Regions from separate parts of the Homo sapiens genome. Here regions 1, 2, 4 and 5 are each linked to region 3. Evidence: chromatin loops called from intact Hi-C (ENCODE). Cell type or tissue: PC-3. All regions are shown on one strand. Region 1 overlaps UVRAG (UV radiation resistance associated). Region 2 overlaps UVRAG (UV radiation resistance associated). Region 3 overlaps UVRAG (UV radiation resistance associated). Region 4 overlaps UVRAG (UV radiation resistance associated). Region 5 overlaps UVRAG (UV radiation resistance associated).

The links. Peaks named below come from ENCODE experiments on the same cell type or tissue, not always from the same donor. Only the 100,000 strongest peaks of a DNase experiment are listed, where the experiment ranks them.
Region 1: a loop joins it to region 3, with 11 times the contacts of the local background. A loop is called at or near these places in 2 of 110 quality-filtered maps.
Region 2: a loop joins it to region 3, with 1.9 times the contacts of the local background. A loop is called at or near these places in 8 of 110 quality-filtered maps.
Region 4: a loop joins it to region 3, with 5 times the contacts of the local background. A loop is called at or near these places in 4 of 110 quality-filtered maps.
Region 5: a loop joins it to region 3, with 8 times the contacts of the local background. A loop is called at or near these places in 2 of 110 quality-filtered maps.

Annotation. Positions count from the first base shown.
Region 1 is chr11:75,894,330-75,899,329 of GRCh38, forward strand. The region is part of intron 5 of UVRAG (UV radiation resistance associated); the gene reads left to right. Among named protein-coding and RNA genes, the nearest start is that of UVRAG, 82 kb to the left of the region's middle. In PC-3, a CTCF peak has its summit at 2,688 (motif pointing right); a DNase peak (open chromatin) is centred at 2,712.
Region 2 is chr11:76,081,207-76,086,206 of GRCh38, forward strand. The region is part of intron 13 of UVRAG (UV radiation resistance associated); the gene reads left to right. Among named protein-coding and RNA genes, the nearest start is that of WNT11, 120 kb to the right of the region's middle. In PC-3, no CTCF peak of the experiment used is centred here; a DNase peak (open chromatin) is centred at 2,605; H3K27ac peaks cover 838 bases.
Region 3 is chr11:76,027,966-76,032,965 of GRCh38, forward strand. The region is part of intron 12 of UVRAG (UV radiation resistance associated); the gene reads left to right. Among named protein-coding and RNA genes, the nearest start is that of WNT11, 180 kb to the right of the region's middle. RefSeq lists a silencer at 4,667-4,867. In PC-3, no CTCF peak of the experiment used is centred here; DNase peaks (open chromatin) are centred at 2,546 and 3,376; H3K4me3 peaks cover 2,198 bases; H3K27ac peaks cover 4,291 bases.
Region 4 is chr11:75,923,511-75,928,510 of GRCh38, forward strand. The region is part of intron 6 of UVRAG (UV radiation resistance associated); the gene reads left to right. Among named protein-coding and RNA genes, the nearest start is that of UVRAG, 110 kb to the left of the region's middle. In PC-3, no CTCF peak of the experiment used is centred here; no DNase peak of the experiment used is centred here; H3K27ac peaks cover 1,724 bases.
Region 5 is chr11:75,966,881-75,971,880 of GRCh38, forward strand. The region is part of intron 7 of UVRAG (UV radiation resistance associated); the gene reads left to right. Among named protein-coding and RNA genes, the nearest start is that of UVRAG, 150 kb to the left of the region's middle. In PC-3, no CTCF peak of the experiment used is centred here; DNase peaks (open chromatin) are centred at 171, 1,601 and 2,941; H3K4me3 peaks cover 1,177 bases; H3K27ac peaks cover 4,437 bases.

The sequences.
Region 1 (5,000 bases), 130 kb before region 3:
TCAGTTCACAATGGAATGAAGAAAAAAAAAACTCCAGCCAACTGGTCTTTCCCCACAGAGAGTGAAAAGCATTGCCCTAGACAACAATAATGAGAGTGGGTGTTCAAAGGGTTAAGACTCATTGAGATCACTGATTTGTTTGGGAGGAGGATAGAGATAGTAACCAACTTTAGAATTTGCTAGAAAAAATTTTGGTCAAGTGTACATGTTAAAAATTTAAGGATACCTAGTAAAGGCTAAAATCAGAGGGCTGAGTGTGTTGGCTCACACCTGTAATCCCAGCACTTTGGTCTCAAACCCCTGATCCCAAGTGATCCGTCCTCCTCAGCCTCCCAAAGTGTGGGGATTACAGGCTGAGGCACCCTGCCCAGACTGTATAATCCTAGCACTTTGGGAAGCTGAGGTGGGAGGATCGCTTGAAGCCAGGAGTTTGAGACCAGCCTGGGCAACAAAGTGAGACTCCCGTCTCTACCAAAAAAAAAAAAAAAAAAAAGATGGAAAGCAGAGATTATAGATTTCTAATTAGCAGAGGAAAAAAGGGAATAAAGTATAGAAAGCTTTGTCAACTTGGTAGGTAACAGAAAAGGAAACAAAAGATAAAAAGAAACATGTAGTGTGGGGGTAGCATTATGTCCAAATATATTTGTAATCACAATAATTATAAATGGATATCATATAGTTTTGAAGTATTTCGTTTAAAACTTTAAAAATGCTGAAGCAACAAGGCTTTGAGAACAGGATTAAATTTTAAGAATGAGTGTTTTATACAGAAGAGGAAAAGTTACCCTTAGGAAGCAATGACAGAGCACATTTTAAAGCAGCTTTCAATAATGCCTAAAATTTTTGTTGACCAGTTCTTTGGCATTCTTCTTTTTTACATTAGCTGTGACCAGAAACAGTTTTATTATTATTGCTGATGATTTTGTTGATGTTAATACTCCCTCTGTCTACATTATCTTAATATGTCTTCAGGCACTATGGATCTAAAAGCTGAAATTACTTATCTGTTCATAACTTTTCCCTCTTTGTTTATCTGCTTCTCCCAAAGGCTTTACATCTTTCTGTTGAGTTTTTAGGAACCAAAATCTCTTAACTATAGAATACAATGGCTAAGTAGTTCATTTTCACTTCCAGGAGTGTGTTGGACACTACCTAATACACTGAAAAATTTTTCATTAAAATAAATACTGGATTTTAATCCTTTGTTCAGTAACCTCTTCTGGCATTGTTAGGGAGTGATATATTCTGGTTAAGCGTATGTAGCAAAATGGTCTTTATTTGGCATACAAATGTGGCACTCTGTTTTTTTTTTTTTAAAGGAAAAAAAAATAGAGATGAGGTCTCACTGTGTTGCCCAGGATGGTCTTGAACTTCTGGGCTCAAATGATCCTCCTACCTTGGCCTCCCGAAGTGTTGGGATTACAGGCGTGAGCCACCACACCTGGCCAGATACTGCAATCTTAAGTATTTAATAGCAATTCAGACAAAAGAGAAGTTGAATAAGTGATGATGCAAATTTTTGTCTTAGTTGTAAAAGTGATTCATGATTTTTTTTCCTGGCAAAAAATGTCAAGCGCCTACTACAAGCCTATTATTAAACTAGGTACTGTGGGATACAAAAGTATAAGACATGGATTCAAAATTTATTTTCTTTGTTGAGGAGATAAGACAGTATATATTCCAGAAGACATGCAGTTTACAAATGAGTTTAGTTTGAAAAATTGTTTTTGGTGTCATTTGTTTGCATCTTGCAGATAATGCAGGTAAGTTATAGCAGAACCTTAAATAATTTGAAGAGCACTTCAGGAAGAGGTTTTAATGTTTGGTGACTATTGGGAAGCAAAGAGGAGCTTTGTTATACCTTGAAGTTGGTGTGGAGGTTGGTGAATAAGGCTGGGTGACCTTTAGAGATTTCTACAGGGGTTTTCTAGGTGGGTTTAACCGCTATGATGGTGATTAGGGGAGGATGATAAATAAAAAGCTGTTGAGTCAGTAAGCTGGAAATCTTTCAGATCCCTATTCAGGATTTTGCCTTTAATGTATACAGGTAAGATTATCTTTGCCTTTATTTCATTTTGGTGACCACTCGTCTTTTGTGGGACTGCTGACAGCTGCTTTTTATGAATGCACAGTCCTAGTCGTTAGGAATATGGATATTGGAGTCAGATTGATATAAGTTTAATTATAGGCACTCCTGACAACTATTACTCCAGTAAATGGAAACTTCTACTCACTAGGCTCTAAATCCTATGATAAGAGGAATTACATCTCTAATGCTTACCATTGTATTAACACTATATCTCTAGCACAGTGCCTGGTATGTAGTAGGCTCTCAGTAAAACTTTGTTAGTGAATGAAGGTGAATGCTTGCTGTGTTTAGGGCTATCACAGCAATCATTGAGAATAAAAATCTTGAGTAGATGATATTTGTTCCACCCTGGGTTACCTCCAGCCTCAACTTTTGGTATTTATTTTTATGTAACTCATATTGGCATAATTACTCCAACTTTTGTGCTATTGATAAGGTGCAAAAGCATTAGACCAGTTGTTATAAGGCTGGAGTGAAATTACTTATAGACAAATCTCTAAAGATTAAAGAGCTGTGAAGGTAAGTATATAGATACATAGAGATACAAGTAAGAATTTCATTTTTCTGACTAGAAGCTACAGCGGTAATATCTTTAGAGTCCAGTAGATGGCAATACTTTCTCACTTTAATGGAAAAAATTAGAGCAGGCATAGAATCCAAGTCAAAAGGAGCAAATCTTTGTGGATGAAAGAAACCCAAGATATTGAAATAGCAATTTGGTGATGAATTTCACAAAAATAACCATATAACTTGATCGTCTCGAGTACATAGGCTGAGATTGAAGATTTAGGTATAAAAAGTTTCAGGATCTGTTTTGAAAGCCTGAACAAATGAAAACTCCTTATTTTATATTTTTCAATTTGTTCTGGTACTGTGTTGCTTAGCAAATCACTTAACTTCTCTCAGTTTTAGGTTCCTCATCTCAAAAGTAAGAAAATCCTAATTAGCTGGATAACACCGCAGGGAATATTAGTTATCTAGCCCAACACTCTTATTTTGTAGATGGAAAAACTGACGTTCAGGGGGCTCATGATTTATTGAACTTGACATGGCAAGTTAGCTCTATGCTACAGATGATAACTTAGACATAGCTATAATTTATTTTATTTATTATTATTATTTTTGAGATGGCATCTCATTCTGTCACCCAGGCTGGAGTGCAGTGGCATGATCTCGGCTCACTGCAACCTCTGCCTCCCAGGTTCAATCGGTTACCTGCTTCAGCCTCCCGAGTAGCTGGGATTATAGGCATCCGCCACCACACCCAGCTAATTTTTGTATTTTTAGTAGAGATGGGGTTTCACCATGTTGTCCAGGCTGGTCTCGAACTCCTGACCTCAAGTGATCTGCCCACCTCGGCTTCCCAAAGTGCTGGGATTACAGGCATGAGCTACCAGCTGCTATAATTTATTTATCTCTATATATCTATATACTTACCTTCATAGCTCTTTAATTTTTTTTTTTTTTTTTTGGACAAGTCTCGTTCTGTCACCCAGGCTGGAGTGCAGTGGCGCGATCTCGGCTCACTGCAAGCTCCGCCTCCTGGGTTCAAGCAATTCTCTCTCTCAGCCTCCCGAGTGGCTGGGATTACAGGGGCCTGCCACCACGCCCGGCTAATTTTTTTGTGTTTTTAGTAGAGATGGGGTTTCAGCATCTTGTCCAGGCTGGTCTTGAACTCCTGACCTCGTGATCCACCCGCCTCGGCCTCCCAAAGTGCTGGGATTACAGGCGTGAGCCACTGCGCCTGGCCCATAGCTCTTTAATCTTTAGAGTTTTGTCTGTAATTCATTTATTCCAGCCTTATAACAACCTTAGAGGAAGGTAGGGCCAATTTATCATTATTTGCTTAAAAGAAATTGAGTCACAGAGGGGCAAAGTGACTTCCTTTCATTCCGTGACTTAATCATTTCTGTACAATGAATTGCCCCTTTCTCTTTGCTCCTGAAGCCCTTTTGACATACCTCTGTTAGTAGCTCTTGAGTTTATTGTAGTTTTTTGAATTGTCTATCTCTCTCTCTTTCTAGAAGGTACAAACTGTATTTTAACTTTGTAATACCAGGCTCAGTAGCAGGCATCTAATAGGTATATAGTAAGTACTTATGGAATAAAAATGAATGGCCAAGATGTTAGGATGAGTTGTGGCAGAACCTGGATCAGAACACATCTCTCCCTCTTTATAGACGTGCACTTTCTTCGTTATACTACGTCACCTGTGAAGAGGTGATGTGATAGAAGATTTTCATCATTTAATTTTTGTTTGAGGTTTCTTCCATCATTTAATTTCACTGTGATTATATACTGTTAGCGACATCTCCTTTAACTTATAGCGTCTTAGGGGGGCAAGTAGTAGTATTTTCATTTTCAGGATGAAGATGCTGAAACCCAGAGAAGTTAAGAGATTTCCATGTAGTTAACTTTGTAGAACTGAGAAATTAAATAGGTGGTTATTTCCTCTTGCTAGTCATACTAATGGATACTAACTTGTTTCCAAAGCACGTCCCAAACAGTACGCAAGCAGAACATCATTCAGAAGTAGGGATTAACTGTCCCAAGTAAAGCCAATATTTTAATAACAAAGAGCTGGATATGGTGTATTTCTGCCCAGGTCTTTTAGTACATTATCAAGGAAAAGTTGGAAAAAAAATCATTTAAAAAGTCCATTCCTATGCATATTCTGTTTGGTTTTCCTTTCCCCTGCCTTACAAAATAGAACAAAGAAAGACTGGGAAAATCCTCAGGGACTGTTTATAATAGCTGCTTGCTTTATTATAAAGCATCTAGAGATCTGAACCCAGATTAAATCCAGGGTAAAATTTTATTTCTGAACTATTTGAGCTGGTGTGATTGTGTACTAACAGTATTATACTAGGTAAGTATAGAGCTTTTATTTATTTTATTTTTAAATATTTCT
Region 2 (5,000 bases), 53 kb after region 3:
TCTCTCTCTTTTTTTTTTTGAGATGGTCTCGCTCTGTTGCCCAGGCTGGAGTACAATGGCGCAATCTTGACTCACTGCAACCTCCACCTCCTGGGTTCAGGCCATTCTCCTACCTCAGCCTCCCGAGTAGCTGAGATTACAGGCACCTGCCACCACGCCCAACTAGTTTTTATATTTTTAGTAGAGACAGAGTTTCACCATGTTGGCCAGGCTGGTTCTGAACTCCTGACCTCCAATGATCTGCCCGCCTCTGCCTCCCAAAGTGCTGGGATTACAGGTGTGAGTGACCGACCGCACCTGGCCAAGTTAGTCTCTAATTTTTCTAAGCCTTGGCTCCTTCTAAAATAAGAAACTTGAAGTAAATAATCTTTTCATTTCCTTCTAACAGTAATATTCTACAATTTCTCCCAGTCTAGTTTTGAGCACATGTATGATTTTAAAAAAAAACAATAATAAACCGGTTACTCTTAAATTAGAGGTGATGGGAGGGTAGATTGATCATTTAAAAAAATAATTTGACATTATGCAGTGAAATTGAAGATTTGTATATGAGAATGTTTATAGCACCACTATTCATAATAGCTGAAGATTAGAAACAACTTAAAATATATCGACAATATGTTCATCATTAATTAAGGTATATTTATGTAATCAAATACTGTGCAGCCATGAAACCATAGCAATGATAGGGACGAATTTCACCAGCATGATGTAGAGTAAAAGAACCAAAGCAAAAAAAAAAAAAAAAATCCACAATCATCCTCTATTTATGTATAGTTCAAAACCAAGCAAGATTAAACGATATTATTTAGGAATGAAAACTATACAAAAAAACAAGGGTAGTGACTAACTACCTCTGGAAGTGAGAAGGGGTTATAATGAGAAAGGGGCTTGTGGAAGGCTTCTGGGGCACCAGCAGCATTGTATTTCTTGACCGAGTGGTGGTAACACAGGGGTTTGCTTTATAATCCTGATCCTTTAAACAATGTGTATGTGTGTTTCATTTATTTTTCTATATGCATATTATATCTTGCCATTAAAAAATCATAGGTGGCTAGGCACGGTGGCTCACGCCTGTAATCCCAGCACTTTGGGAGGCCGAGGCGGGCAGATCACGAGGTCAGGAGATCGAGACCATCCTGGCTAACACGGTGAAACCCTGTCTCTACTAAAAATACAAAAAATTAGCCAGGCGTGGTGTCGGGCGCCTGTAATCCCAGCTACTCGGGAGGCTGAGGCAGGAGAATGGCATGAACCCGGGAGGCGGAGCTTGCAGTGAGCGGAGATGGCACCACTGCACTCCAGCCTGGGCAACAGAGCGAGACTCCGTCCCAAAAAAAAAAAAAAAAAAAACATAGGTAACAATTTTTTAAACTGTATAACACTATTTCATCAAATTCTTGTCATCTCTTGAAAAATAATTGCCATTACAAAGGATGGCAAGGACTTCGTATTTCAGCATCATATATCAGAAGAAAAAGAATTTTCAGCTAGAGCGCTTAAGCATTGTCTTAGCTTTACACATAAGAATATCTACTTTGGGCCAGGTATGGTGGCTCATGCTTGTAATCCTAGCACTTTGGGAGACCGAGGCAGATGGATCACTTGAGCCCAGGAGTTCAAGACCAACCTGAGCAACATGATGAAACCTCATCTCTACTAAAAATGCAAAAAAATCCTAGCTGGGTGTGGTGATTCACACCTCTAGTCCCAATTACTTAGGAGGCTGAGGTGGGAGGATTGATTCCCAGGAGGTCAAGGCCACAGTGAGCTGAGATTGCACCACTGCACTCCAGCCTGGGTGACAGAGACCGTGTCTCAAAAAAAGAGTATCTGCTTTTGATCACACAATATATCCTTGTAACAAATCTGCATGTGTACCCCCTGAATCTAAAAGTTTAAACTAAAACAAAAAAGAATATCTGCTTTTATTGATACCTATATGCAAAGAGTGTCTTATTCTTTATTCCTAGTCTTCACAATAACCTTTCAGGTTTTTGTTATTATCCTCATTTTACAGGTGAGGAAACAGGTATAGAATATTTTGGTGGATGAGGAATTTTTAAAAAATAATTGAAACATCTGCATGGACCATTTTTGGTATTTTTTTTTCTCCTTCATGTTATAAAAAGATAAATTACAAACAAGATTTGTGACCATTTTAGGGATGTATACTATTAAAATAAGCCCTAAACAAAAGAATAGACTGAGTTTTGGCTGTTTTTTCTTTCAAATGTACCTGGAAGTATGTAAGATTTCCCAAATGCCTAATAGTAAACGAGCTTTTGGGTATTGGGGCATTTGCCACTTATAGGTCAAGCCCCTGCACTGAGTGTTGAAATAAAGCCTAATTAGAAGAGAAAGTGAGAGAAACAATGTCTACATTTTTAATACACTAATTGTGGTGGTCACTCTATACAAAGTTTGCTGAACTATGACCACTAAGCTAACCGGGAAGAGGAAATTACTTTGTATAACCAAGCCAAAAAATTTTTTTTTAGATTTAGTTCATAATGTCACTTAAGATTCTTCTGAAAGGCTTGTGAACCTTTGCCTTCTTTTAATAAGCCTTCATAATGACAAGGTCCCCTGAGAATGAAATCATCTGAACGGAATGTGCCTGTGTCTTAAAATCTGATAAACATCACTTCATGTTATTCAGGAGATCAAAAGAGACTTAAAACACGTAAATGTTACTTTCAGGTTATTATAACCAAGGAAGCCTGTGGCCCAGCTATCAAAATAACTTAGCTTTAGCAAGTTCTAAGCAGTGGGCTTAGCCAGGTTGGTTAGTGCTGCCTTAGGACTGACCGCACTGTCTTTTGAGTTGACCTGTAACTTTCAATGTAGAATGTAAGTGCTTCATCTCTGAGGCACATTTATGTGTCCCTTAGCTCCTGACACTAATTCATCATTTGCTTTATAGTAATTCCACTCAGACATCATCATCAAGCCCCAGTGGAGGCTACTAAATGATGTGAGTGGATATATTTCCTAATCAGTGACATTAGTTTATATCTCCTTATTAAGATACCCATTAAATTCATACCAGGAGAGATAACATGAACGCTAATGCACTTTACATCTTCCATCAGTGCTTTCTTATTTATTTCTATAAAGGCGGTATTAATATCTGAATTTAAGAGTCCAAGAGAATGTACCGCTTTTATTAATGGTCTAAGATCTTTTATTTTGTTAAGAAATGGAAGATGTGAAAAGCAAAGACATTTATTATCATGTTGTCATTTTTATTCTCTTTCCCTGCCTAGAACATAGCCATTAAAATATACATACTATCATTTATTTTTAAAGTTGTTAATATATTTTATATACTTTTTCCAATAAAATGTATGATCCGAGTTTTCCTGTATTTTATCTTTATAAGTTATCTTATTTTTCTCATTTTAGTCTGAAACTCAGAATATATATAGTGTTTTGTGGACGTTTTGGATATACCAGCCAAAAAGTATTAATTGAATATACTATACTAGGCTCTGGGTGGTGGTGGAGGGAAACAGAAGAAGTTGCTTTATGTGACAAATAGTTCACATGTGTATAAAATCTAATTGTTCTGGCCAGTCGCAGTGGCTCATGCCTGTAATCCCAGCACTTTGGGAGGCTGAGGAAGGCAGATCACTTGGGGTCAGGAGTTGGAGACCAGCCTGGCCAATGTGAAACCCCATTTCTACTAAAAATGCCCCCCAAAAATTAGCCAGGCATGGTGGCGGGTGCCTGTAATCCCAGCTACTCAAGAGGCTGAGGCGTGAGAATTGCTTGAACCTGGGAGGCAGAGGTTGCAGTGAGCCGAGATTGCACCATTGCACTCCAGCCTGGGGGACAGAGCGAGACCCTGTCTCAAAAAAAAAAAAAAAAAAAAAAAAAATCTAATTGTTCTGATGAATCCCCCACCACATTGCCTTAACCAGAATAGTTTGTTCAACAGATATTTCTTCATTTATTATATCCTTTTGAGACATTTGGCAAAGTTACTAATGTGATTTATCATTTGAGGAATCCATAAATTACTGTGTTCAGGAACTATAGCAACATCATGGCAATGTGGTCCCCTTTGTTTGGCTCTGGCTTTTTGCTGTTATTGCTTTCTCAGAACTGATAACTTTTTTTAACAATTAAAGTATAAATTGTGCTGGGATTGTCTGTGTCAGTGCTCGTCAAAGTGTGATCCACAGGCCAGCAGGCAGTCTGTAGTCCATAGAGCTTGTTGTCAGTCTGCAGTAAGATAAGGAAATTGTACCAAATGTGAATCAATTGTGTCACCAAACACACTACTTAGTTCAGATGCAAATTTTTCTTTTGTATCAAGACATTCTGGATGAAGGAAGCAGGGCATTTATTTATATTCTCTCACTAGCTTCTTTGTTACATACTGGCACTTTAGCCTTGGAGTTTAGGCAAATATAAAAAGCAGAATATAATATCCTTTTAAAAATCAGATTTTCTTTTTCACCTTGCAGGGACTTTATTATATATACATCTGCTTGTCTGCTACAGGGGAAACCACTCTAAGCTGGGCATTGGCAAATCACATTACTTATGTCAGTGGAAGGCACATTTAGCATTTTTCAGCATTAGGTCTTGTGATCAAGGTAAGCAGGTTTGTCATTGTCATATTTCCACGTCCTTTTCCATGTGTGTTTTTCACAACTCATCTATCAGCTTGTATTTCTGGAGCTCTTTCTACATGTCAGACACCCCATGCCTGCTGACACCCAGTGCCCTCATTCTACTCTGTTAAAGCCATGAGCCCTGAAGTTGGTGCACCACCAAAATCCACTTTCCCTCCCAGTTCCATAGTATGCAAAGTTCCATTCCCTCAGTAAGCAGATAGCTGACTAACTGAAGGGAAAACAACCTGCTTTAAATAAGTAACACGGGTAATTCACCTTCTGCTTACATATTTGTAATTTAAAATTCGGGCCTGTTAATGGAACTATATAAGACATATTTTTGAACCATGGATGCCCTCGCTTAATCATGAA
Region 3 (5,000 bases):
TTACATTATTGTGCTTCATAGAGACTGCATTTTTTACAAATTGAAGGTTTGTGGTAACCTTGCATCAAGCAAGTCTGTCAGTGGTATTTTTCCAACAGCATGTGCTCACTTTGTGTCTCTGTCACATTTTATTAACTTTCACAATATTTCAAGCTTTTCATTATTATTATATCTATTGTGGTGACCTATAATCAATGATCTTTCATGTTATTGTTGTAATTATTTTGGGACAATACAAACCACACCAATATAAGATGGCAGACTTAATCAATGTTGTGTGTGTTCTGACTGCTCCACTGACCAGCTCTTCCCCCATCTCTCTCCCTCTCCTCAAACCTCCATAGTCCCTGAGACACAACATTATTGAAACTAGACCAATTAATATAGCCCTATAATGGCCTCTAAGTGTTCAAGTGAAAGGAAGAGTTCCAATATCTCATTTTAAATTAAAAGCTAGGAATGATTGAGCTTAATGAGGAAAGAATGTGAAAAGCTGAGATGGGCTGAAAGCTAGGCCTCTTGTGTGAAAGAGCCAAGTTGTAAATTCAAAGGAAAAGTCCTTGAAAGAAATTAAAAGTGCTACTCCAGTGAACATACAAATGATAAGAAAGTGAAAAGACTTATTGCTGATATGGATAGAGTTTTAGTGGTCTGGATAAAAAAGTCAAACCAGCCGCAACATTCCCATAAGCCAAAGCCTAATCCAGAGCAACGACCTAACTTTCTTCAGTTACTTGAAATCTGAGAGAAATGAGGAAGCTGCAGGAGAAAAGTTGGAAGCTACAGAGGTTGGTTAATGAGGTTTAAGGAAAGAAGCCATCCCTAGAACACAGAAGTACAAGGTGAAGCAGGAAGTGCTGATAGAGAAGCTGCAGCAAGTTATCCAGAAGATCTAGCTAAGAGTATTGATGCAGGTGGCTACACTAAACAACAGATTTTCAAGGTAGACAAAAATAGCCTTCTGTTGGAAGAAAATGCCATCTAGGACTTCGATAGCTGGAAAGGAGAAGTCAATGCCTGACTGCAAAGATTCAAAGGAAAAGCTGACTCTTTTATTAGGGGCTAATACAGCTGCTAACTTTAAGCTAATGCTCAGTGACCATTCTGAAAATCCTGGGGCCCTTAAGAATGATGCTAACTATACTCTGTGTTCTATAAATGTAACATCAAATCCTATATGACAGCACATCTGTTTACAACATGGTTTATTGAATATTTTAAGGCCCCTGTTGAGACCTACGGCTCAGAAAAAAATATTCCTTTCAAAATATTACTGTTCATTGAAAACACACCTGGTTACCCACAAGTGCTGAATGGAAGTTGTCTTCATGCCTGCTAACATAGTATCCATTCCGCAACCCATGGATGACTTTTAAGTCTTCTTATTTAAGAAACACATTTCATCACATTTCATAAGACTGTAGCTGCCATACATAGTGATTCCTCTGATGGATCTGGGCAAAATCAATGGAAAACTTTCTGGACAGTATTCACCATTCTAAATGCGATTCAGAATATTCATGATTCATGGGAGGAGATAAAAATATCAGCATTAACAGAAGTTTGGAAGAAGTTGATTCCAACCCTCATGGATGATTTTGAAGGGTTCAAGACTTCAGTGGAAGAAATAACTATTTCATGATAAAAGTTTAACAATGAGGAGTTGCATCTTATGGATGAGCAAAGAAAGTGGTTCCTTGAGATGGAACCTAATTCTAGTGAAGATGATGTAAAAAAAGGATTTAGAATGTTACATAAACTTAGTTGACAAGGAAGTGGCAGGGTTTGAGAGGAAGGATTGACTCCAATTGTAAAAGAAGTTCTACTGTGGGTAAATGCTATCAAACAGCATTGCATGCTACATGAAAGGCAAAGTCAATTGATGCCAAAAACTTCATTGTCTTATTTTAAGAAATTGTCACAGCCACTCCAACCTTCAGCAACCACCACCCTGATTAGTCAATAGCTATTGCCAAGTAGGCAAGACCCTCCACCAGCAAAAACATTATGACTCTCTGAAGGCTCAGATGATCATTAGCATTTTTTAGCAATAATATGTTTTTAAACTAAGATACGTACGTTGTTTTAAACTATATATTTTGTATTTTCTTTAATTTTTTCCATGAACACATGTTCAAAGATATTTTTAAAACATAATGCTATTTTCATATATACTGGGAAACAAAAAAAAAACTGTATGAGTCACTCTTTATTGAGATACTCACTTTATTTATTTTTATTTTTATTTGTAGAGAAAGGGTGCCGCTATGTTGACCAGGCTGATCTCAAACTCCTGGCATCAAGCGATACTTCTCTCTCACCCTCCCAAAATGCTGGGATTACAGCTGTGAGCCACAACACCCGGCCAAGATACTAACTTTTCTGCAGTGGTTTGGGACCAAACCCACAATATATCCAGTGTATGTCTGTACTTCAAATAGGCCGAGAGTTAACTGTCTACAGTCTGCTAAGTAGTCACGTAAGCATGTGTGCCTTGGAAGATACGGGTTAGTGAATGCTGAAGCCCTTATTCTTACAAGGAATGCAGAGCATTTTCAAACTAAATAGTTCTCACCCTGGCCCACTATTTACTTTTTTAGTCATATCCCCAGGTTCCTTCCCAGTTCGTAACCTATGCTTCAGTCAGACTGAACAATTGGTTGTTTTCCAAACACATCACAGTATTTCCTACCTTGATACTCATTGTCCATGCTATTCTATTTGTCTGGAATGCCCTCCCTAGCCATCTCTAGCATCAAAACTGTGCTTGTACATGAAGCCCTCCCTTATTATCAAAACTTTCATCGTAAGCTCTTTCTTGATTTCCCATAGTTTGGTAAACTGTAATTCTTTTGGATTCCTGTGAACTATTCTCTCTATATAGTATCACAGAAATGAAGTTCTTTATATGTACTTTAATTTAATAACAGCCCAACTCAATGATGCAGGTAGTGTATTTGAGTTATTTATCCTTGTCTGAAATATTTTCAGGGTAGAAACTGCATCTTACTTGGTGTCAGACTTCCCTGACTTGCAGAGAGGCTTGTATTTTGTAGACACTCAATAAATATTTCTTGAATTAGGAGAGTAAAAGGAACATTCAGTTTTTGCAAATTCTATTAGGTAATCTGACACTCTACTCTGTGACCCATTGTTTTAACTCTGGATGCTCTGGCCAGGACAATCATTATTTCATAGAGTCCCTTGGGACTGTGGCAAGCTATTAACTTCTGTGCTGTTGTAATCCAAGGCACAGGCATCAGCACTGATGGGGTTATGTTCAGGGGTGTGAGCAAAGAACATGTTTTAAAATAAGGAATCCCCATGGAAATTCAGGCAGTAAAGATCAACAAAATAAAAATGCAGAAGGTGGCTGCTGGGTGAGACAGGAAATGAACACCTTGTGAAGATTAGGCATTCCGCTGAGAGAGGAGAAATGTGGAAAATGAGTCAAGAGAAATTGTGCAGCTATTTCATCACTGACACTTGGAGGTATATTGTTGTGTGTGTTGTTTTTAATGAAGTGTGCTTTTATAGTGCTGATGTTATTATCTGGATGAGGAAGTCTTCTCTAGTATTACTGTCATCTCAGCTTTCTGTAACCAACTAAATTAAAATACAGTAATGTAATGGGACAGTGGGATAAGAAAGAAAACCAGATGACTCTGACATGTGACCCCAACCTGAACTTACTGCTTTTCTAGTTTTCGGTATACTCAAATAAAAATAGAGTCCAGTGTAATGCTTGCAGGGGCTGGGGGGACTGGACAGAGGAATAATATATTTAGTTAATAGTGGGGTATGTCCCACATTCAATACTGTTACATTATTAATATATGTGAAATCAGTGTTTCTCAACAGGACTCCCAACACATCAGTGAGCGTGCCAGTAGTTCATGGACTATTTGCAGTCCATTATTATTTATCATAGGACAGCATAGATGCTTTGTGTTCTGATATGAAGTAATCATTGAATTTAATAAAGCTTTATTTTATTGGTGTTGCATGAAAGTAGCTCTGTTCTTTTCTTTAATTCTTGTATGTTTGAATTTTTTGGTAAGCAAAGAATGGGAGAATGAGGGTAATTATATCAAGCCAGAGAGTTTGCAGTAGGTAATTTGGGGGAATATTTTGGTTTCCTGACAAAAATGAATGGAAGGAAAGAGTAAAAATTATTTTTAGGTAGATGTGAAATTATTTTAACTTCCAAAAGCATCTCATAATAGTTCTCTAGACAGTTTTCTAAGGATAATAACATTTATGTCCTGGGTAATGGTATCATTATAAAACAAATTTATGTCACTCTTTAATCCAGATAGTTTTAACTACCATATTTTTATACCTCTCTTTTGGATGATTTACAATTATTAAGGATGATCACCAAAAGTAGTTTCTGAATCAGATTAAATGATCAATTAGTTTTTAATAGTTGCTTTTCTTCTCTAATTCATTGAAAATGAAAAACTGATATAACATTTAATTCATATATAGTTAAATCATAAGAGAGTTCAGTTGTAAGAGGGGACATCGCAAGAAAGCCAACCATGTTTATTGAGCACTAGGACATACTAGTCACTGCACAAGATGCTAGAATTAGGTAAAGTTACCTGGCTCTGAACTGGCATCAGGATGCACAGCAAGTCAGCAGAGTCATTCTCCACATAATAAGACCCATGCTAGAGATCAGCACAGGGTTGGGTTGCAGGTAGTCAGCAGAGGCATGCTTGATGAGATGGCCCCTAAGCATCTGAGCTGCTGAGTATGGAATAGGATTAGGAGCTGTCCAAGTGACCCAGATGTAATGAAACACGTACACTGGCACAAAGCAGATAATACACCTTTCCATGGACCAAAGCCTCCACTTTCTCACCTTGCCTCATAAGTGAATTCACTTTACACTGCTGAACAGTTAACATTGAGACATGTATAAGAGAAGAGTATTAATATTTAGTCTAAGTATAAATTAAACTTACCTTCAAAGATGATTAGCTTTAAGTGGT
Region 4 (5,000 bases), 100 kb before region 3:
TAATGTGAACTGCTTAGTACAGTGCCTGAATTGTATGTGTCAGCTATCATTATCATCATTACCATCTGAAACAGATTAAATAATTTTGAAAGTTTTTAGTTCTTTGAAGGTTAGGACTTAGCTAGTAAATCATCCAGTTCAGGTGCATTTTATAAGGGTAAATCTTCTTTCAATCCCTTTAGTACTCATCGCTCTGTCCATTTTTTCCTGCTTCTCCTTGGTTTATTTTGGAATTTGTTTTTTGGTAGGAAACCACCTATTTCCTCTAGATTTCCAACATTATTGCTGAAATAATGCACATAGTTTTATTTTATAATTCTTTTAATAATTTCAATAATTTACAGCACATTTTCTAATTAAGACCAGAAACTACTCTAATGTTGTAGTTAGAAATGTTGTTACATTATGACCTCTTCTTGGACAGGATGCTCTCTGATGTTGAAATTGTAATAACTTTTTTCATGTAAACTAAAACAAAATATTTCAGATACTTTTGCCTTAAAGTGTTTCTCAGAATGAGAATGGAGAATGTGGACTATATACGTTCAGGGAATTTATATCTCAGTTTACAATGTTGTTCCTAGCATATAGCACCAAGCTGGCTCAGAGCGAATGCTCAGCAAATATTTGTTAAATGAATGAATGAAGAAATGGGTGAAATATAATCCTGTTGGATAATAACTGAACCAGGTAGATTTTTTGAGGAATTTTTTAAATGGTAGATTTTTAATTACCTTTCCAAAGATGATTAGTACTAACCTTGGATATGTTTTGCCACAGTTATAGTATATTTTATATATAAAATAATTTAATATTTCATTTTGGATACAGTGCATGCTAATGAAAAATTCATGTTGAAAGCATTGTGTTTTTTTTTGTTTTTGTTTTTTTTTGTGACGGAGTCTCGCTCTGTCACCCAGGCTAGAGTGCAGTGGCATGATCTTGGCTCACTGCAAGCTCTGTCTCCCAGGTTCATGCCATTCTCCTGCCTCAGCCTCCCAAGTAGCTGGGACTTACAGGCGCCCACCACCATGCCCAGCTATTTTTTTTTGTATTTTTAGTAGAGAAGGGGTTTCACCGTGTTAGCCAGGATGGTCTTGATCTCCTGACCTCGTGATCCACCCGCCTCGGCCTCCCAAAGTGCTGGGATTACAGGCGGGAGCCACCGTGCCTGGCCTGAAAGCATTGTTTTTAAATTAACTGCAGTTTACTAAATGAGTAAACCAGTAGTCAGGACTTACTGATAGATCTCATAGTCTTTAACTAGGACCTCTTATAGGCAATTATGCTACTAAGTTCATTTTCTCTAGTTTACTGAATGTTTAATAGAGAATGGAAATGTAATGGGTAAGTTAAATGAGCCCTTCCCAAAACATGTTCAGAACTTTTGGCTTAGAGCAAAAGTCAGCTTTCAAATGTTGAAAAGGTGAATGAAGAATAAAATAGGAAGAATAAAATCAGCGTAAAGAAGTAAAGCATTCTTTGAGGGCAGTTAAGTATATGTAGTCTTCTGCCCAAGAGATGTTCTCTGTCTCTGCCCCTGTCCTTTAATTTTGGCTTGAATTCACAGAGTTACTGGACTAAGACTGCTTTGTTTGAGATGTCACTGCGAATTAAGGCTTCACTGTCACATCTCTCATAGCTGCCTTGTAACTTCTACATTCCCGCTGGTGCCAGGCATGTTCCAAGGCAGCATTCCAAGGTTTAGTGATTTCACCCTGATGTCTCTGCCAATAAAAATAACCAGTTACCATTAAAACCTACCCCACCCATAACTTGATTTTTACATGCCGTTTTATTAAGAAAACTTATTGATGATTTTAGGAGAATTAATACATTAAGTTTATCAGGATATCAACTGGCCCTTGGAGTAACTTTTGTTCTAAAAGTGGATGTTTCACCTTGGAAGAGAATCTGAGACTCAGCATGTTTATCTATTGAGAGTGGACTTTGTAATAACCTTATTCCTACAGTTGATTCTTTATGACTGGAAATACTCTGTTAAAATGAGAAGCCAGATTATTACCTTAGGGATTTATATTCTAGTAGGACAGATAACAGATACAGCAAACAAAGGGTCTTTCATTCGTTGAGAAACTAATAATAATTTCTAAATATGTTGTGTTCTAAGAATGAGTCAGAATCCGTTCCTTTTCTACAAAGGGCCTACACAGGGGGTGGAGAAGGAAAATAAGATTTGAATATTAAAAATTTTCACTTAAATACATTAATGCTATTAAGTAAAATAGCATTTCAGTTAAATGCTAAAAGTTAGCATACATCTTTTTATTGTGTTCACAATAGCCACACTACTATTGCAATTCCAATACTATTACAAGCTCAGACTGAAGCTTGCAAAAGTTGAGTAGTGTGGTTCCCAGGTGTTCAGCTAGTAAGTCATGCAGAGTCTGAGTTTAGTGGTAAAGGCCTTTCCATTATATTTCTCCATCTCATGTGGAGGAATTCCCCGTGACATTCTTTTCTCTTGTTGAGACTTCCTTATAGCACCCTTAGTCTTCCCAGTAAAAGTTTTTTTTTTTTGATGATACACCAACATAAAATGAGCCAGGAATTACTTAGAGTCTTGTGGCACCCACACAATGGAGACTTTCCTAATAGGCTTTCCTGGAGCCCTCCAGAGTGTGCTTAATATACTCCTCACCTTGTGCCTCCCCGTGGAGGAGGTCTTAATGGTTTACTATTGAGGAGTGTCTCTGACTCTATGACCACATAGGTCTTTTTACTTCTTTTCTCCCAATATGTCAAGTGTGAAGTGATTGGACCCAATGATTCTTTCTTAGTTGGCATCCCTGACTGTTCTTAGGCTTCTGTTCCTTAAATTCAGACTCTGCAAGAAGTAAACTAATGTCATAGAGGAAAATGACTTTTCCACAGTAGCACTGATTTTTCTGTTCCCGAGATTCTTTGATTCTAATGACAGAGTTAAATTTGAACATGGGAGGAAAACTGACTTTAAACAGTTTATGGGGAGAACATCTGGAGATTTAAACTCATGAAAAATTCAGTGTAAGCCAAGAAATTGACTCAGCAGCATTAAAAAAGGAGCTAAGATGATCTTATATTGCATTAATTAAAATATATTGTCCAGATCAAGAGAAGTAATAGTCTTCCTGGACTTTGTGTTCATTAGATCATATTTGGAGTATTCTGTTTAATTTGGGTCCCAGTTTACTTTGATGGGAAAGAGCCGGGGAGATGGCCAGGAAGATAAATGATTTTAAAGCAGTCATGTAAAGACTAGTTGGGAATAGAGGATATTTAGAGAATATAAATATCCTAGAGAAGAGAGGACTTTGGGGATATAGTTGCCGTCTTTAAACAGTTATGTAGTTAATTTGGCAAACAATTTTAGGGTAATAAGAGTAAAAGACACATTTATTGGATATGTACTATCTGCCAGTTAAGTTTTTCACATGCTTTATCTCATTTAATCCTTAAAGCAAGTGTATGGATTGCTGCTAGTCATTGTTACCGCTGTTTTACTCATGAGATCCAGAAAGGGGAATTGATTTGCCTAAGGTTGCATTATGGCAAAGGCATTTTTTTTTTTTTTTTTGAGATGAAGTCTCGCTCTGTTGCCCAGGCTGCAGTGCAGTGGCGCAATCTCGGGTCACTGCAACCTCCGCCTCCCAGGTTCAAGCAATTCTCCTGCCTCAGCCTCCCGAGTAGCTGGGACTGCAGGTGTGTGCCACTACGCCCGTCTAATTTTTATATTTTTAGTAGAGCTGGAGTTTTGCGATGTTGGCCAGACTGCTGTCTTAACTTCTGACCTGGTGATCCGTCTGCCTTGGCCTCCCAAAGTGCTGGGATTACAGGTGTGAGCCACTGCACCTGGCCAGGGATGTAATTTGGAAGTGAAAAAGTATATAGGTTGTTGTTATTCCTGAGAGTAGAATATAATGATAGCTATGTTTATTGAGTGTTGTTATGTTCTAGGCTCTTGTTATATACTGAAAAAGAAAGAAAAAGTCCTATCTTCATGGAGCGTACATTTTAATAGGAAATTCAGAAGTAGATAAATTAGTTATAAATTTGTTGCTAGTGGTAAGTTCTATGAAGAAAAATAAAGTAGTAGGAGGAGAATAGAGGTTGGTAGATACTGAGGATGGTAGGATGATCAGGGAAGACCTCACTGAGAAGAAAATATTTGAACAAAGACTTGAAAAAAATTAGACAGCAAAGTTGGATGGGCATTTGGAGAAAGAACATTCCAGAGAGAAGAGATAGCAGGTAGGAATGAGTTTGGTTTGTTACAAGAATAGCTAGGTGGTCAGTCTAGTTTGGGCATAGTGAGCAAAGTTGGCAAGGCCAGAATCATGTAGAGTTTTATTTTTTTTCCAAGCATGATAAGAAGTTGTTGGAGGGCTTTGAGCAAGGGAGTGATGTGATCTGATTTCTAGTTTTTAAAAAAATACCTCTGATTAGCCAGGCTTGGTGGCACATGCCTGTAGTCCCAGCTACTTGGGAGGATGAGGCTGGAGGATCCCTTGAGCCCAGGAATTTGAGGCTGTAGTGAGCTCTCATTGTGCCACTACACTCTAGTCTGGCCAACAAAGCTGAGACCCCATCTCTAAAAAGAAAAAAAAAATGCCTTTGGTGTGGAGAATAGACTGGGCTTCGGGGTCAACCCACCACAGCTGTGATCCAGCAATCAGAAAACTGCTGCTGGTGAAATAGCCATCCCACACTTACCAGACACCTAAATAAGGAAACTGTCTACTGCAAAACCTCACTCCTGAAAGAGCTTGTCACTGCTGCAGGAAGAATGGCGTCTATCCCTTCTACCTTCCAGATTTTGCTCAAGGCATTCCAACATTTAAGAAGAGGATGATAGAACAGAGGAGAAGGACGGCTAATGAGGTTGTGGAAAATCTAGGACAAAGAGGTGTCCCAGAGGTCAAAGTAAATTAAATATTTCTAAGAGAGTGATTAATTGAATCAAATATTGATGGCTGGGACATGGTGGCTCACGCCTGTAA
Region 5 (5,000 bases), 61 kb before region 3:
TATAGGATTCAGTCAGAGACTTAGGTTGAATTTAAACAGAATTTGGGGTGCCCATTCTCTGCCTTCCTCTATTCTGGTATACTTGATTGCCTGACCATTTTTCCCTGGTTCCTCTGGTCAGAAAGGAAGTTGACTTTCTGTTGGAGTTTGCAGCCACCCTCAGGGAAAAGCCACAGAAAAGGGGAATTTCATTTTATTGGTTGTTTATGCCAAGTTCTGACTCACCTCCAAAATATGCCTGCCATTGATCAGTCTCAAGAACCCTCAAGTAGCAATTTTTGTATTTTATCCATAGTCTATATTTGTTATCCATAGTCTATATCTTCTATGAGAGGACCAGTTTGTTGCATACTTATTCTTTTACACCAGAAGCAGAGCTCCTGTACATTTTATTATTATATATTTTTGCTGTATCCTCCTGGCTAAATCCGGGTTCTAAGCCTGTTACTGCTAAGTCTGTGAAATTAATGGATAGGAAATATTTTCTGCGGAAATCTTTTCCTTTTCTTAGTGGTTGACTAGGTGTAGGTCCAGTAGAAACAACCTGTAAATGACATTTAAAAGCAGATGTGTTAACTTTTGGGACAGCTGCCACAATTTTAAAACCTTTTTTCTGATTGTTATTTATTTTCAATTTGGGGGGAAGAATTACTACAGGTGAAGATAAAATATACCCTAAGCTGTCAATTCTCAAAGTTATTGGTCTCAAGACCTCTTTGTACCCTTAAAAATCTCAAAGAATTCAGTAATACATTTTTATGAAAAATAAGCATATTTTTCTGAACAAAAGGTTTAATTAGCATTACATTGCTTAAATATTTTGTGAATTTAACTGCTATTAAGCTAATGTCTAGCCTAATAAAAGACACCTGGATTTTCACATCTGCTTCTGCAGTGAATCTGTTGCAATATCGTAAGTCTCGCAGACTCTGGTAAACTCCATCATACACTTATGAGAAAATGAGAGTGGAAAAGAGGCATACAGCTTAGTAATATGCGAATATGTTTTATCTTACAAGACTCTGTAAAGATGTCAGGAACCCTCACAATTCCCAGGAACATGCTTGAGGAACTTTTGACCTAAGGCAAAAAGCTTTAGCTCCAATATGATCAATGTGAAGACACTTGTTCCATTACTGGTTGAACATCTCAAATCAAAAATCCAAAATCCAAAACACTCCAATGAGCATTTTCCTTGAGCATCATATTGGTGCTCAGAAAGTTTCAGATTTTGTAGCATTTTGGACTTCAGATTTTAGGATTTGGCATATTCAACCTATAATATGTTATTTATACGTTAGTCATCTTTCTGAAATGAATGTTTAACATTTCCCATTTTTTTGGCAGAGACTCATAAATAGGAATGTGTGTATCTGTGATTTTCAGTTCACATATAGTGTTGTATAAAAACACTAAAATCTAATTAAATGTAATCTATTGGCGAAATATATGTGACATTACACTTGGAGTAAACAGATAAATAGAACACTGAAACTCATTAGAAGATTATGGAACATTAAGATCTTTGAGCAGTTCATCTTTGATGCATTAGAAAGGAAGTAGAACTAGATCCCACATGGGTTTGTTTACTCATCAGAAATTGGAGCCAACAATTCTGGTTTTGAATGACTTGATATATTTCTGTAAATGAGCCAGTTTCTGAACATGGACCATAACACAAACACTATACATATGCCTTCCCATATTAATGTAGTATTTAGATTAACTTGTAACCTTAGTTCTTTAAATCTAGAAAACATATCTCAGTATGTACCCTGGAATAGAGCAGGTTATCCTCCTAGCCAGGCATATCCCTGTGTTCTCTGAATATTTGCTTTTCTTTTTCTGTATTTTCTTTCTCTGCCCAGGTAGAATTCAATTTACATATTTTGTGGAAAAATTCAAGTTAAGAAAGTTGAACACCTCACTCTTTGTGGGAAAAGATTGCTTCCTAAAGATTTTACCTATCTTTTTCCTCAGTGATGTAAGAACACCTTAGGCTTCTTGATTATACTATTGCATTGCTAAAGAAAACTCAGATTGTTTCTTCGTTCCTTTTTCTTTCATAATAAACAGCCTCATTGACTTTTTTTCCAATTATTTTTGTGGTAAAATACATATAAGATTTATGATCTCATTTCATTTTTAAATGTACAGCCCAGTGGTATTAAATACCTTCAGAATGTCATGCAACCATTATCACCATCCATCTCCAGAAGTCTTTTAAACTGAAACTGTACGCATTAAACACTAACTCCTCGCCTCCCTCTACTCCCAGCCCCTGGCAACTACCATTCTACTTTTTGTCTCCGTGACTTTGACTGTACTCTGAGTAACTCATATAAGTGAAATCATGCAGTGTATACCTTTTTATGGCTGGCTGTTTCACTTAGTGTAATGTCCTCAAGCTTCATCCATGGTGTAGCATATTGCAGAAATTTCCTTCCTGATTAAAGCTGAATAATACTGCATTGTATGTATATACCATATTTTGCTTATCCATTCATTTATTGATAGACACTGGGTTGCTTCTGCGTCTTAGAACCTTGTGGACTTTTGGTTTCTGTTTTTACAGTGGGGTGGCAGGGCAAAATGGCTTTTATCTCCAGTAGACCTAAATTCATAGAAAGTAGAGACCATTTCTCATTCATCTAGAAGCATGCAGTAGGGCCTTTATTGATGTTTGGTTTGTTCAGGAAAATTGTTTAGGAATATTCTATGAAAGGCATATTTCATAGACCTTTCAAGCTAAATATAATAATGATTGGAAATAAGTTTTTCTGCTGTTTTCTCAGCTTGAATGTCTTTAACAGATGATCATACCATCTGTTTAGAATCAGTGTGTCAGGGATGAGTAAGAAAGCATCTTGGGTGAGAAATGATGCTGTAAGTACTTTTAATACATTGCCAAAAATCGTTGTCCATGCCCGTTGCTTCAACGAGGCCATACCATGATGCATCTCACTGAGTTCCCACGCTTCCTCATTGTGAGTCAAATCAAGATACTAACCTTTTCCTTTTAAAGTTTTCTATCAGCTTATCCTGGATCCTGGTAACCTATTTATTTAATGGATGAGTTTTGTAGTTACAATTTTAATTGTTTACTTTATACCTTAGGAAGGAGATAAAAATTTACTAGCTATAACCAAATTGCTGTTTGCTTAAGATTTATGTCATAAAAAATGATGAAAAGTGTATTAGTGACACTGATAAAGACTAGGAGAGAAGACACATTCATAGTGCAGTAATTATGTGTGTGCACACATATGCAGGCACAGACATATTCATTTTGGGGACAGAATTTCAGATTTGTATCTGGAGGTAAATTCAGGCAAGGCTTTTGGAGAAAAAAAGAGGCTGAGTAAAGTTTAAGCAATGGTTTGATGTAGTATTTATATGGAAACGTAAGTTAACAAACAACAAGTTTAATTGTATCTCTGGCTGGTAGAATGGGTCAGGAATTTCATTTTATTAAATGTGTATTCAGTAAAATTGATTTTTAATGTAACTTAAAAAGTAAACTTTCTTTTTCAAGGTAGTTTTAGATTCATAGAAAAATTAGGCAGAAAGGGCCGGGCATGATGGCTCATGCCTGTAATCCCAGCACTTTGGGAGGCCGAGGCAGGCGGATCATGAGGTTGGGAGATCAAGACCATCCTGGCTAACATGGTGAAACCCTGTCTCTACTAAAAATACAAAAAAATTAGCCGGGCGTGGTCGCGGGCGCCTGTAGTCCCAGTTACTTGTGAGGCTGAGGCAGGAGAATGGTGTGAACCCGGGAGGCAGAGCTTGCAGTGAGCTGAGATTGTGCCACTGCACTCCAGCCTGGGCAACAGAGCGAGACTCCATCTCAAAAAAAAAAAAAAAAAAAATTAGGCAGAAAGTACAGAGTTCCCATATAACCCACCCCATCCCCAATTTCTTCTGTTAAAACATCTTGTACTCGTGTGGTACAATTGTTATATTGATTAATTAATATTAATACATTATTATTAACTGAAGTACATAGTTTACATTAGGGTTTACTCTTTATGTTATACAGTTCTATGAGTTTTGACAAATGTATTATGTATCCATCATTACAGCATCAAACAGAATAGTTGCATTGCCCTAAAAATATCCTATCCTCCACGTGTTCATCCTTTTCTCCCTCCTCTGGCAACTGATCTTTTTACTGTCTCTATAATTTTACCTTTTCCATGATTTCATATAGTAGGAATCACACAGTATGTAGCTTTTTCAGACTGGCTTCTTTCATTTAGCAATATGCATGTACAATTTCTCTTTTGATGGGTTGATAGCTCATTTTGTTTCATCACTGAATAGTACTCCATTGTATATATACCACAGTTTATCTGTTGACCTATTGAAGTATATCTTGGTTGCTTCCAAGTTTTGGCAATTATGAATAAAGTTGTTGTAGACATTTGTGTGTAGGTTTTTGTGTAAACGTAAGTTTTCAGTATCCAGGTTAATATATAAGAGTATGATTGCTAGATTGTATAGTAAGACTATTTTAGCTTTGTGAGAAACTGCCAGACTCTGCCAAAGTGGCTGTACCATTTTGCATCCCCACCTTCAATGAATGACAGTTCGTGTTGTTCCATATCTTTGCCAGCATTTGGTGGTGTGAGAGTTTTGGATTTTATTCTAATGGGTATGTAGTCGTATCACATTGTTGTTTTAACTTGCAATGCCCTAATGACTTACGATGTTAAACATCTTTTCATATGCTTGCCATCTATATATCTTCTTTGATGAGATACCTGTTCAGTTCTTTGTTGCATTTTTAAATTGAGTTGTTCATTTTCTTTTTTTTTTTGGAGATAGAGTCTCGCTCTTTCACTCAGGCTGGAGTGCTGTAGCACGATCCTGGTTCACTGAAACCTCTACCTCCCAGGTTCAAGCGATTTTCCTCCCTCAGCCTCCCAAGTAGCTGGGATTACAGGTGTACACCACCATGCCCGGCTAGATGTTTTTTTGTATTTTTGGTAAAGACA